Regions from separate parts of the Homo sapiens genome. Here region 1 is linked to region 2. The links are chromatin loops, found by intact Hi-C in ENCODE. Cell type or tissue: B cell. All regions are shown on one strand. Links, peaks and the distances in the headings refer to the core of each region. The heading gives the core; the rest is flanking DNA.

Evidence for each region. Hi-C counts contacts between places; a loop is a spot of excess contacts. Peaks named below come from ENCODE experiments on the same cell type or tissue, not always from the same donor. Only the 100,000 strongest peaks of a DNase experiment are listed, where the experiment ranks them.
Region 1: a loop joins it to region 2, with 7 times the contacts of the local background. A loop is called at or near these places in 76 of 110 quality-filtered maps.

The regions. Positions count from the first base shown.
Region 1 is chr16:21,706,221-21,711,595 of GRCh38, forward strand. It overlaps OTOA (otoancorin), which reads left to right. Exons shown (of 29, transcript NM_144672.4): 13 at 3,668-3,883. Among named protein-coding and RNA genes, the nearest start is that of OTOA, 45 kb to the left of the region's middle. In B cell, for the core only: CTCF peaks have their summits at 2,501 (motif pointing left) and 2,702; a DNase peak (open chromatin) is centred at 2,491.
Region 2 is chr16:21,644,646-21,650,020 of GRCh38, forward strand. The region is part of intron 4 of METTL9 (methyltransferase 9, His-X-His N1(pi)-histidine); the gene reads left to right. It overlaps IGSF6 (immunoglobulin superfamily member 6), which reads right to left. Exons shown (of 6, transcript NM_005849.4): 2 at 2,488-2,847. It overlaps LOC124903663 (a long non-coding RNA gene), which reads left to right. Exons shown (of 2, transcript XR_007065025.1): 1 at 1-531; 2 at 2,287-2,822. Among named protein-coding and RNA genes, the nearest start is that of IGSF6, 5.3 kb to the right of the region's middle. RefSeq lists an enhancer at 901-1,080. In B cell, for the core only: no CTCF peak of the experiment used is centred there; DNase peaks (open chromatin) are centred at 343, 946, 1,966 and 2,746; H3K4me3 peaks cover 1,648 bases; H3K27ac peaks cover 3,875 bases.

The DNA of each region.
Region 1 (5,375 bases), core at 307-5,306, 62 kb after region 2:
CTTCTTCCTCCTTCTTCCCTTGGCCTCCCAAAGTGTTTGGATTACAGGTGTGAGCCATTGCGCCCAGCTGACGCTGCACTTCCAACAAGCTTCCAGGTGATTCTGGAACCGCTGCTCTGGTGAGCACACCTGGAGCGGCAGGAGATAAAGCAGTGGTTCTCAAACCTGCCTCTAGATTAGTAACATCCCTGCCAGGTGCCACCCTCAGAGAATCTGATGTTATTGTTCTGGGGTGTGGCCTGAGGTATGGCCTGATTTTAATGCTTCTCAGGTGATTTCAATGCAGCCAGGATTGAGAACACTGGATTGCAGGGTGGTTATGAGTTCCCAAGACCAGATGAGCAAACACGCTCTCTCTCATTTTCCTTCCTCTCCATCTCTCTCTTCTTCCTTCCAGTCAAGTCTCAATTCTACCCCCTTCCATTCCACTTTTTGTGGCCCTTTTCAATTTGCTTAAAATCGAAACGATGACATGAAAATAATATTAAATGAAATTTTGATAAAGCCATCAATAATTTCACAGCAGTTTCCCACACATCACCATAAAGTCCCCAAACACATTTGACATTTGAGAGTGTGGTCATCTATTTTGGTCAGCGCATCTTTTTTTTTTTTTTTATAAGATTCATTTTTTTTTTTTTTTGAGTTTCATTCTGTCACCCAGGCTGGAATGCAGTGGCATAATCTCAGCTCACTGCAACCTCCACCTTCCGGGTTCAAGTGGCACAATTTCAGCTCATTGCAACCTTCGCCTTGCCTCAGCCTCTGGAGTAGCTGGGACTACAGGTGCATGCCACCATGCCCGGCTAATTTTTTGTGTTTTTAGTAGAGATGGGGTTTTACCATGTTGACTAGGCTGGTCTTGAACTCCTGACCTCAAGTGATCCACCTGCCTTGGCCTCCCAAAGTACTGGGATTACAGGCGTCAGCCACCGAGCCTAGCCTGTGAATGCATATTTTTGTTTCCAAGGAAAAGAATCCGTCCTAAGCAAGCTCAAGCAAAAATAAGAAGATAAATGTATTTTAAGGCCCAGGGGTCTCAACATGTGGCAGCCCTGACCAAGGAGAAGGTGGCATGCAATTAGATACGAGGGAGCCCTTTGGGATCATCTAGCTCAGTTGTTCTCAAACTGGAGGGTGCATCTAAATCACAGGGAGGGCCTGTTCAAATACAGCTTGTGGCAGCGCTCCAGTTTTGTGGAAGACAATTTTTTGGCATCAGGGACCGGTTTTGTGGAAGACAATTTTTTTCCGTGGACTGGGGCCGGGGGATTGTTTCAGGATGATTCAAGTGCATGACATTTATTGTGCTCTTCCTTCCTTCCCTCCCTTCCTCCCTCCCTCCCTCCCTCCCTACCTTCCTTCTCCTTCCTTTTCTTTCTTTCTTTCTTTCTTTCTTTCTTTCTTTCTTTCTTTCTTTCTTTCTTTCTTTCTTTCTCTTTCTTTCTCTTTCTGTCTCTCTCTTTCTTTCTTCCCTCCTTCCTTCCTTTCTTTCTTCTCTTTCTCACTCTCTCTCTTTCTTTCTTTCCTCCTTCCCTCCCTCCCTCCCCCTCCCCCCCCCATCCCTTTCCCCTTCCCCTCTCCTCTCCTTTCTTGATGGAGTGTCGCTCTGTTGCCAGGCTGGAGTGCGGTAGCACGATCTTGGCTCACTGCAACCTCTGCCTCCCAGGTTCAAGCAATTCTCTGCCTCAGCCTCCTGAGTAGCTGGGACTACAGGTGCACGCCACCACGCCCAGCTATTTATTGTATTTGTAGTAGAGACGGGGTTTCACCATGTGGCCAGGATGATCTCATTCTCTTAACCTCGTGATCCGCCTGCCATGGCCTCTTAAAGTACTGGGACTACAGGCGTGAGCCACCACGCCCGGTCTGTGCACTTTATTTCTATTATTACATTGTAATATATAATGAAATAACTATAGAACTCACCATAATGTGAAATCAGTGGGAGCTCTGAGCTTGTTTTCCTGCAACTAGACGGTCCCATCTGGGGGTGATGAGAGACAGTGACAGATCATCAGGCATTAGATTCTCATAAAGAGCGCACAGACTAGGTCCCTTGCATGCACAGTGCACAATAGGGTTTGCTCTTAGGAGAATCTAATGCCGCTTCTGATCTGGCAGGAGGCAGAGCTCAGGCGGTAATGCTCACTGGCCTGCTGCTCACCTCCTGCTGTGGCTGGTTCCTAACAGGCCAGGGTCCCGGTGGTCCCCATCTGTGACCCGGAGTCTGGGGATCCCTGGATTTCGGAGCCCCACCCAGTCTCTGATTCAGGAGGTCCGGGAGCAGCCTGGCAATCTGCGTTTCTAACAAGTTCCCAGGTGTTGCAGATGCCGCTGGGTGTGCTCCACACTTTGGGAGCTGCCACTGTAGTCCACCCCTTCGTTTTACAGATGTGGAAACTGATTTCTAGGTAAGGCAGTTGCCGAACTTAGAGAACCCAGGCGCTTTGACAGTTGTTTCTTCTACTTCACTCTGCTGCCCCCCAGTGGCTATTTCAATATTGCCAGAAACCCGTTTTGTGCACCTGCCTGAAATGACTACGTTATTACGTAAATTCGGGTGTTAAAATATGAACCATTCTTGTTTTTTGTTACAGAGCTCATTGTATAGTAGGTGACTTTATCACATTCCTTACCGAAAGCAGCTGTAACGCACACTTTACTATCATTAGGCAGGCATATTGCAATAAAATAATTATTAAAATGATCATAGAAATGTGCAAAGAGGTGCAAGAGATAATTTTAAGAAGAGTAAATTGTGCTTCTGTTCATATTACAACTCTGTAAAAACTATGTAGTGTCTCTATATTTATAAAGGTATAAGAAATCTTGGAAGCATATACACCCAATTGCTAATCATGGTTATTTTTATGTGGTAGGATGTTCAGGAGACTTTTACTTTCTTGTACTGTGAAGAGTTATTTTTGGCTGGATGTGGTGGCTCATGCCTCTAATCCCAGCACTTTGGGAGGCTGAGGCATGTGGATTACATTAGGTCAGGAGTTTGAGACCAGCCTGGCCAACATGGTGAAACCCTGTCTCTACTAAAAATACAAACATTAGTGTGGTGGTGGGTGCCTGTAATCCCAGCTACTCAGAAGACTGAGGCAGGAGAATCGCTTGAACCCGGAAGGTGGAGGTTGCAGTGTTGCAGTGAGCCAAGACCACACCATTATACTCCAGCCTGGGTGACAAGAGCAAAACTCTGTCTTAAGAAAAAAAAAAAAGTTATTTTTACACAGATTATAAATTATCGTGAAAAGGCCCCTGGCTATTTAATGAAAGGAAAACAGCCTGTATATATGGATATAGAGTTCAAGGTCACCAGAGGACAACAGATGCTATAAGAGTGTGGTGTAGTTATAAAAGGAACATTTCTTTCTGACATGGATTAAGGTTGATTTAATAACAAATTAATATTTAAATGAAGTACAAAGGGAATTTTTGGCACATGAAAGCTAAGGCCAGAAGAGGTGTCCTCCGTGTGGTGTCTCACTGTCTGGGCATGGCAGGAGTCCCTTTCCTTCATCGTTTCTGAGCCCAAAAGCTTTGATGGAACAGGGTCAAGGGAGGTGCTGTGGAGTCCTAATAGCCCTGGATATGGTCAGAGGGAGCCACCGCCCTGCTTCCTGTCAACACTCATTCCAGTTTGCTCTCCTTCCAGCTCAAAGCAGAACTCCTGGACATTGCCATGGAGAACCAGACCCTCAATGAGACCCTGGGTTCTTTGTCGGATGCAGTTGTAGGTTTGACCTACAGCCAACTGGAATCCCTCTCCCCCGAGGCTGTGCACGGAGCCATCTCCACCCTCAACCAGGTCTCAGGTTGGGCCAAGAGCCAGGTCATCATCTTGTCTGCCAAATACTTGGCCCATGAGAAGGTCAGCTGGAGTTTTAAACTCTTTTTTATTCCCCTAAGATGACCTAAGTGTATTAGACCTGCCAGGCTGCCATAAAAATATACTGTAGATTGAGTGACGTAAACAACATAAATTTATTTCTCACAGTTCTGGAGACTGGGAAGTCCAACATCGAGGTGTCAGAAAGGTAGGTTTCATTCTGAGGCCTCTTCTCTTGGCCTGTAGGTGGCCGCCATCTTGCTGTGTGCTCACCTGACCACATGAGAGCAAGCTCTCTGGTGTTGCGTCTTACAAGGAAACTAATCCCATTGGATCAGGGCCCCACCTGACCCTCATTATCTCATGACCTCATCTAACCCTTAAAGGCCTCTTAAAGGTCTCACCTCCCAATGCCATCACATTAGGGGTTAGGACTTTGACATATGAATTCTTGGGAGACACAAATATTTAATCCATAACAATCAGTTATACACACACAGCAGGGGGCAACCAATCAGTAAGAAGATGATGCTGAGGAGGACTGCCTGGGTTCAAATCCTTGCTCTGCCATTTACTAGCTGTGTGACACTAGGCAATTTGCTATTTTCACTTTGACTCAGTTTCTCTATTTGTAATATGTGGACAACAATAGCACTTACTGCCGGGCAAGGTGGCTCACACCTGCAATCCCAGCACTTTGGAAGGCTGAGGTGGGAGGATCACCTGACGCCAGGAGTTTGGGACCAGCCTGATCAACATGGTGAAATCCCGTCTCTACTAAAAATACAAAAATTAGCTGGGCGTGGTGGTGCATGCCTGTACTTCCAGCTACTTGGGAGGCTGAGGCAGGAGGATGGCTTGAACCTGGGAGGCAGAGGTTGCAGTGAGCAGAGATTGTGCCACCACACTCCAGCCTGGGCGACAGAGCAAGACTCCATTTCAAAAAAAATTAAACAACAACAACAACAAATCAGTAGCACTTATCCTGTAGCATTGCTGCGAATATTATGTGAGTTGGTACACATGAAGAAGCTAGACCACCAGGTGACACCACAGAGTAGGAGCTCAAGGGGCATTAGCCATCCCTGAGTGGGATCAACGTGTGGGACTCATCCCAGGATTTTCCTGCCTGCTGTTAAGCTGCTATTAGGTTGATGCAAAAAGTAATTGCGGTTTTTGCCATTACTTTGGGATTAGGGATGATGCTATTTTATTCCAATCTTGGGCTGCAGAGAGGGAACTGTCAGGCAGACAGTCCTCTTTGGTGGGGACAGGAGTCTTAATCTGTGTTCTTGCTGCTCCTGGGGTGGAAAATGGACATTCTTTTGGGGACAATTAATGTCCCTGGGTTGGGTCCAGTCCAGAGGGCTCCAAATCTGGGAGACTTGAGTTCTAAGCATTTTGGTGTCATCTAATTTTTTTTTTGATACGGAGTCTTGCCCTTGTCGCCCATGCTGGAATGCAATGGCACAACCTCAGCTCATTGCAACCTCCGCCTCCGGGTTCAAGCAATTCTCCTGCCTCAGCCTTCCGA
Region 2 (5,375 bases), core at 245-5,244:
TTTGTCATATTGCTAAGCATCACTTTTTAGATAAAGGATTATTTGAAGTTAGATAAACATTTCCAGACAGTTTGTTCAAGGGCATCTAAAATCTCTTTTGGTAGAAACGGTTTACCAGTATCATCAAGAGTCTGCCTATGTGGTTAAGATATTTTCATATGTATTTGTTAAGGGTGATATTTATAGCCTTGGAACTAGTACACATAGCTGAAGAGTCCCATCTGTGAAAGAACCTGGGAAGGCCATACATTGAGGAGCGCAGTGCTCACTGCGTGCTTGAAAGACAGGCACTTTTGCCAAATGTGCTCTTCTTTCTTTATGATAAAATTCTGGAAATAGAGTTATTGAATCCATTTTCACATTCGGAATTTCTCTCTCCTTGCAGAAATTGTCTTGTGCTCTGGGTAGGGATTAAGTAACATGCCATGTCTTCAATTACCTGACTATTTGGAGTACAAAATACAATTAGATTTGTACTTACTGTCTGAATAGCCTGTACTTTCCAACTAAATATCCCATAGATGAGACTGAGTGTGATGGCTCATGCCTGTAATCCCAGCACTTTGAGAGGCCGAGGTGGGCAGATCACTTGAGATCAGGAGTTTGACACCAGCCTGGCCAACATGGCGAAACCCCATCTCTACTAAAAATACCAAAATTAGCTGGGCGTGGTCGCACATGCCTGTAATCCCAGCTACTCAGGAGGTTGAGGCAGGAGAATCGCTTGAACCCGGAAGGTGGAGGTTGGTTGCAGTGAGCTGAGATCACGCCACGGCACTCCAGCCCGGGCGACAGAGCAAGACTCTTGTCTTAAAAAAAAAGAAAGAAAAATCCCATAGATGCTTATCCTGTGAATGCAGTTTATGCAGCATACATTTTTATTTGTGAAACTAACAAATTAACCACATCTATACAACTAAAATAAAAAAGCTTCAGTGTGAAAATAGGAGTTCTGTAGAAGAGACAGGAAGTTGCCATGTCTGCCTTAACACTTTCAATTCTGCCTTTCACTTTCACTTCACTTTATATAAGCCTTGCAGCTTTGAGACCTTCATCTTTTTACAAGCCATTTTTCCCTTTGACTAACATGTTTTTAGAAGGCTAATGCAGTGAGACATACAAATCTCTAAAGCTGTGTGTGTTTTCATATCAGTAGCTAACATTTGTTATTTGCTATATGCCAGGCACTATTAAAAATGCTTTAAGTGCCTTAACTTATTTATAATTTAGCTGACAGATGAGAATAAACTAAGGTTAAATGACATTTGAATATCAAAAGCCCATTAGAACCCTCGTAGTTTAAAAGCACAGGTTATAATACTGGATGGTCTCCCTTCCTCAGAGTCCTATTTTGAAATCGAAGGGCTGGTTGATTTTGAGTTCATGTTTTAACAATCTCTGCTCATCATACCAGGGTCCTTCCTAAGGGAAGAGACCCCAACAAGGCGAGGAGTTGCTGCTGTTCTCTTTTTTCCTTCAGAATCATGTAAAGCTTTTTCTCTGAAATTCCCCCTTTTTTTTTCTCGGGAATGTCTTAATCTCAGTTTACTCAAGGGAATGACTTGGTGAAATTACTGATAGGATTTAGCTATGTTTGATGTCCTCGCTCGGCTGAGGAATTGTCATGGGTTTTATCAAATCTCAGGAAGTGAGAGTCATCACTTTCCGTTCACTGATGTCCAGGCAGAATGGGAAGGGTCAGGGATCCCTGAGTAGCTTCTCTCCAAATCTGTGCTTATTCTCCATGTTGCATAGTTTCTGTGGGTCCAATTTATTGATCTTTTACACTTCTCTAGTGCTTTGTTCTAGGTGGTGCATTACCAGACTAGTTCCTGAGAAAGCTGATAGTTACTCACCACAAGGTTCCCTTTGGACATGGTACTTTACACTAAATCACTGTAATATACAAAAGAGGTGAACATGGTTGGTTAAACATCACCATGTAGGGAGAATAGAGCACCCAGCAAATCACTGACTTTGTGTTAGTGGATGTTCGAGATGGATTGGAGTAGTTCTTTTGTTTTTCTGAGATGGAGTCTTGCTTTGTTGCCCAGACTGGAGTGCAGTAGTGCGATCTCGGTTCACTGCAACCTTCGCCTCCTGGGTTACAAGCGATTCTCCTGCCTCAACCTCCCAAGCAGCTGGGACTACAGGTGCATGCCACCATGCGCGGCTAATTTTTGTATTTTGAGTAGAGATGGGGTTTCACCATGTTGGCCAGGCTAGTCTTGAACTCCTGACCTCAAGTGATTCGTCCACCTCAGCCTCAAAGTGCTGGGATTACAGGTGTGAGCCACCACGCCCAGCCAGTTGGAGTAGTTCTTTAGTCCAAACCTCATGGTGACTTGTGTTCAGATCACACCCATCACTGGCTAGGGTATTAACTTAGCAAATTTATCTCCTGATTTCTACATGTGAGTGAGGTAATGATTTTACAGGCCTGAACAAGATGCAATGATGCACTGAAATAAAGCCTCGCTGACTGACCTCTTACCACCAGTGTGGTCCCTCCTCCTGTCTGTTTAGCTCTCGCTTCCGGCACACTGGGGAATGCTATTCCACAGATGTAAATTGCACTGTCATTTGAAGTCACTCTGTTTACAGTGAGGGAAACTTGGTTTTCTTTGAGGGCCTCCCTCACTGTGAACTTGTCTGCCTCACTTTTGCACCCGTCCAAGCACAGGTTCTCAGGCTGGTGAGCACCGTAGCGAAACCACAGGCATGTTGGTTGCTCAGAAGGGCATCCGGTTGCGGAGAAGGTACACTTTATGGTGACGGCCTCATGAGTGTAGTCCACTTCTAGGTACCACGGTTGTGTGACAGAGAGAGTACAGGCGCCCACAGCACCTGTGGGAGGAAGCAGATGAGTGGGTTAATGGGCCTGCCACCTCACTTTGTGCTTTTATTATATTTTTGAGGTAGGAAACCCAGCCATTCTGTTATTTTTCTTACCTTAATCCCAATATAAATAAGACTAAAAATAAACACCAGTGGTCCTCACTTGCCCCAACTCCTCCTGTTTTCTGACCTTGACCTGCTGGGTCACATGATGTCTGTTCACTGGAGGCCAGCCCTAGAGAGGCTTCAGGGGAACAGAGTCCCTGTGCAGGAGGCCTGCATAGAGGTGGCACCGTATTGGACTCAGAAGTTTGGGGTCCATCTGTGACTCTTGCTCCTTACAAGCTTTCCTTCGATCCAATCACTTAATCTCCTGCCTGCTTTCTTGTCCGCACCCTGGCCTCCCCAGAGTGCTGTGTTCAGTGTGGTAACCTGTGTCCCCAGACGAACGTTGCTGCCGCTGATGGAGCCTATGAGCAGCAGCGATGTTTGTGCTTTGTGGGAGTTGAGATCGCCAGGAATTCATGGCCATTCACAATTGTTTCTTTGTGAGCCTGGTGTCCCTTTGGGAAACATGATAAAAGGCAACATGTACACCTGTGGAAATGCAGCCCTGGCTTAGCCTACCATGTCTTTGATTACTGAGCAGGGACCATATGAGCTCGCCAGGCCATAGCTAAGCAGATTTGGTTTCTCCCTGGCGTGTGTGCTGCTTTGTAGGCCCTTGTAGCATTTATCTTATTTAATTAACAATATTGTGATAAAGAGCACAGACTTGAGTTCAAATCCTAGCTCTGCCTGTTCCCAGCATTATAATCTCAGTATCTCAGTTTCCTCATTAGAAAATGGGGATAGTATTGTTGACCTCATGCAGTTAGTGTGACGTTCAAGATGATGCCTAGGAAGTGTTTACCTGCCTAAGCTATAGTAAGTATTAAATACAAGGGAGCGATTGCTGCTGCAGCCGCCACTGCTACTGTTCCCACAGTGTCAGATGGCTGTTGGAGAGATGGTTGTGGACGTCTAGCCACAAGGTGTTCACAGAGCTGGGATTAGTCACCCACTCCAGTGTACTGTCCACCATGTGGTGCTCTTCCAAGTTATGAGGATTGAGTCCCCCACCTTGGCCTTTATATCCCAGGCATGTGAAGCTGGAAAGCCACTCGAGTGCACAAATGGAAAGACCCGCCCTAAACCCTTCTTTTGCGGCAGGGGAGGCCATAGGTAAAATAGTATTGGTTGAGACAAATTGGAATTTGTCAAGTTTTTGGTCTGAGTTCCGCCTGGTCATATATTCCCAAATGGTCCTATTTGTGTGAGTTTGTCCTTTGCTACTGTAAATGAAACTGAAAAGTCATCCAAGTGGTCTGATGCTTAATTTTCAGACAGGGGCTTTTTTCTCTTAGCGTTTCTCTTATGGATCCCCATTCATAACAGCAGAGGAATTAAAGTTAGAATCATGGCGTTTGTGATGCGAGTCTCTTCTCACCATGTTTTTTTGTTTTTGTTTTCATTTTTGTTATTGTTTTTGGACAGAGTCTCTGTCTCCCAGGCTGGAGTGCAATGGTGCAATCACGGCACACTGCAACTGTGACCTCCCAGGTTCAAGCCATCATCCTGCCTTAGCTTCTCAAAAGTAGCTGGGACTGTAGGCCTGCAGCACTGTGCCCAGCTAATTTTTGTATTTTTTGTAGAGACAGGGTTTCACCTTGTTACCTAGGCTGATCTTGCACCCCTAAACTCAAGCGACCCGCTTGCCTCGGCCTTCCAAAGTGCTGGGATTACAGGTGTGAGCCACTGCGCCTTGCTCTCTTCTCATCATGTTATATTTTAGTATTTGTGCAACATGAGATGAGCTGGGAGCTCTGTGGTGACCTGATAAATGCAAACCAGACAAGAGGGTGCAGTCACCTGGAGGAGGCCTGCAAGCTTCTCTGAGCTTCGTGTCTGTGGGAGGCCCAGCTCAGCTCCATCTCCAGCCAAGGGGATTGGATTCCCTCTCAAGTCTGAGAAATACAACCTCATGTCTCCTGCCCAGACTCAAGCACCTTACAAGTACAGTGAAACATTTTATAGTATATACTGAGTGGAAATTTAAAATGGAATTGGGTCTGCCAAAACTTAGCAAAGTTAAGCACTGTCTCAGTCTCAAGTCATCTTTCAGATAATGTTTTTATTTTTATTTGTAAAATTATTTTTAAAAAGTGGACGATTCCATTATTTACACATTTTTATTTTTGAGATAGGGTCCCACTGTGTCGCCCAAACTGGAATGCAGTGGTGTGATCTTGGCTAACTTACTGTAGCCTTTGTCTTCTGGGCTCAAGCAATCCTCTCACTGCAGCCTCTGGAGTAGCTGAGACTATAGGTGTGCACCACCACGCCTGGCTAATTTTTTTATTTTTAGTAGAGACAGGGTTTTGCGATGTTGGCCAGCCTGGTCTTAAACTCCTGGGCTCAAGCAATCCACTCGCCTCAGCCTTCCAAATTGGGTAGTGTTTTTAAAAGGGAAGCCAAAGAGCCAGGCGTGGTGGTGT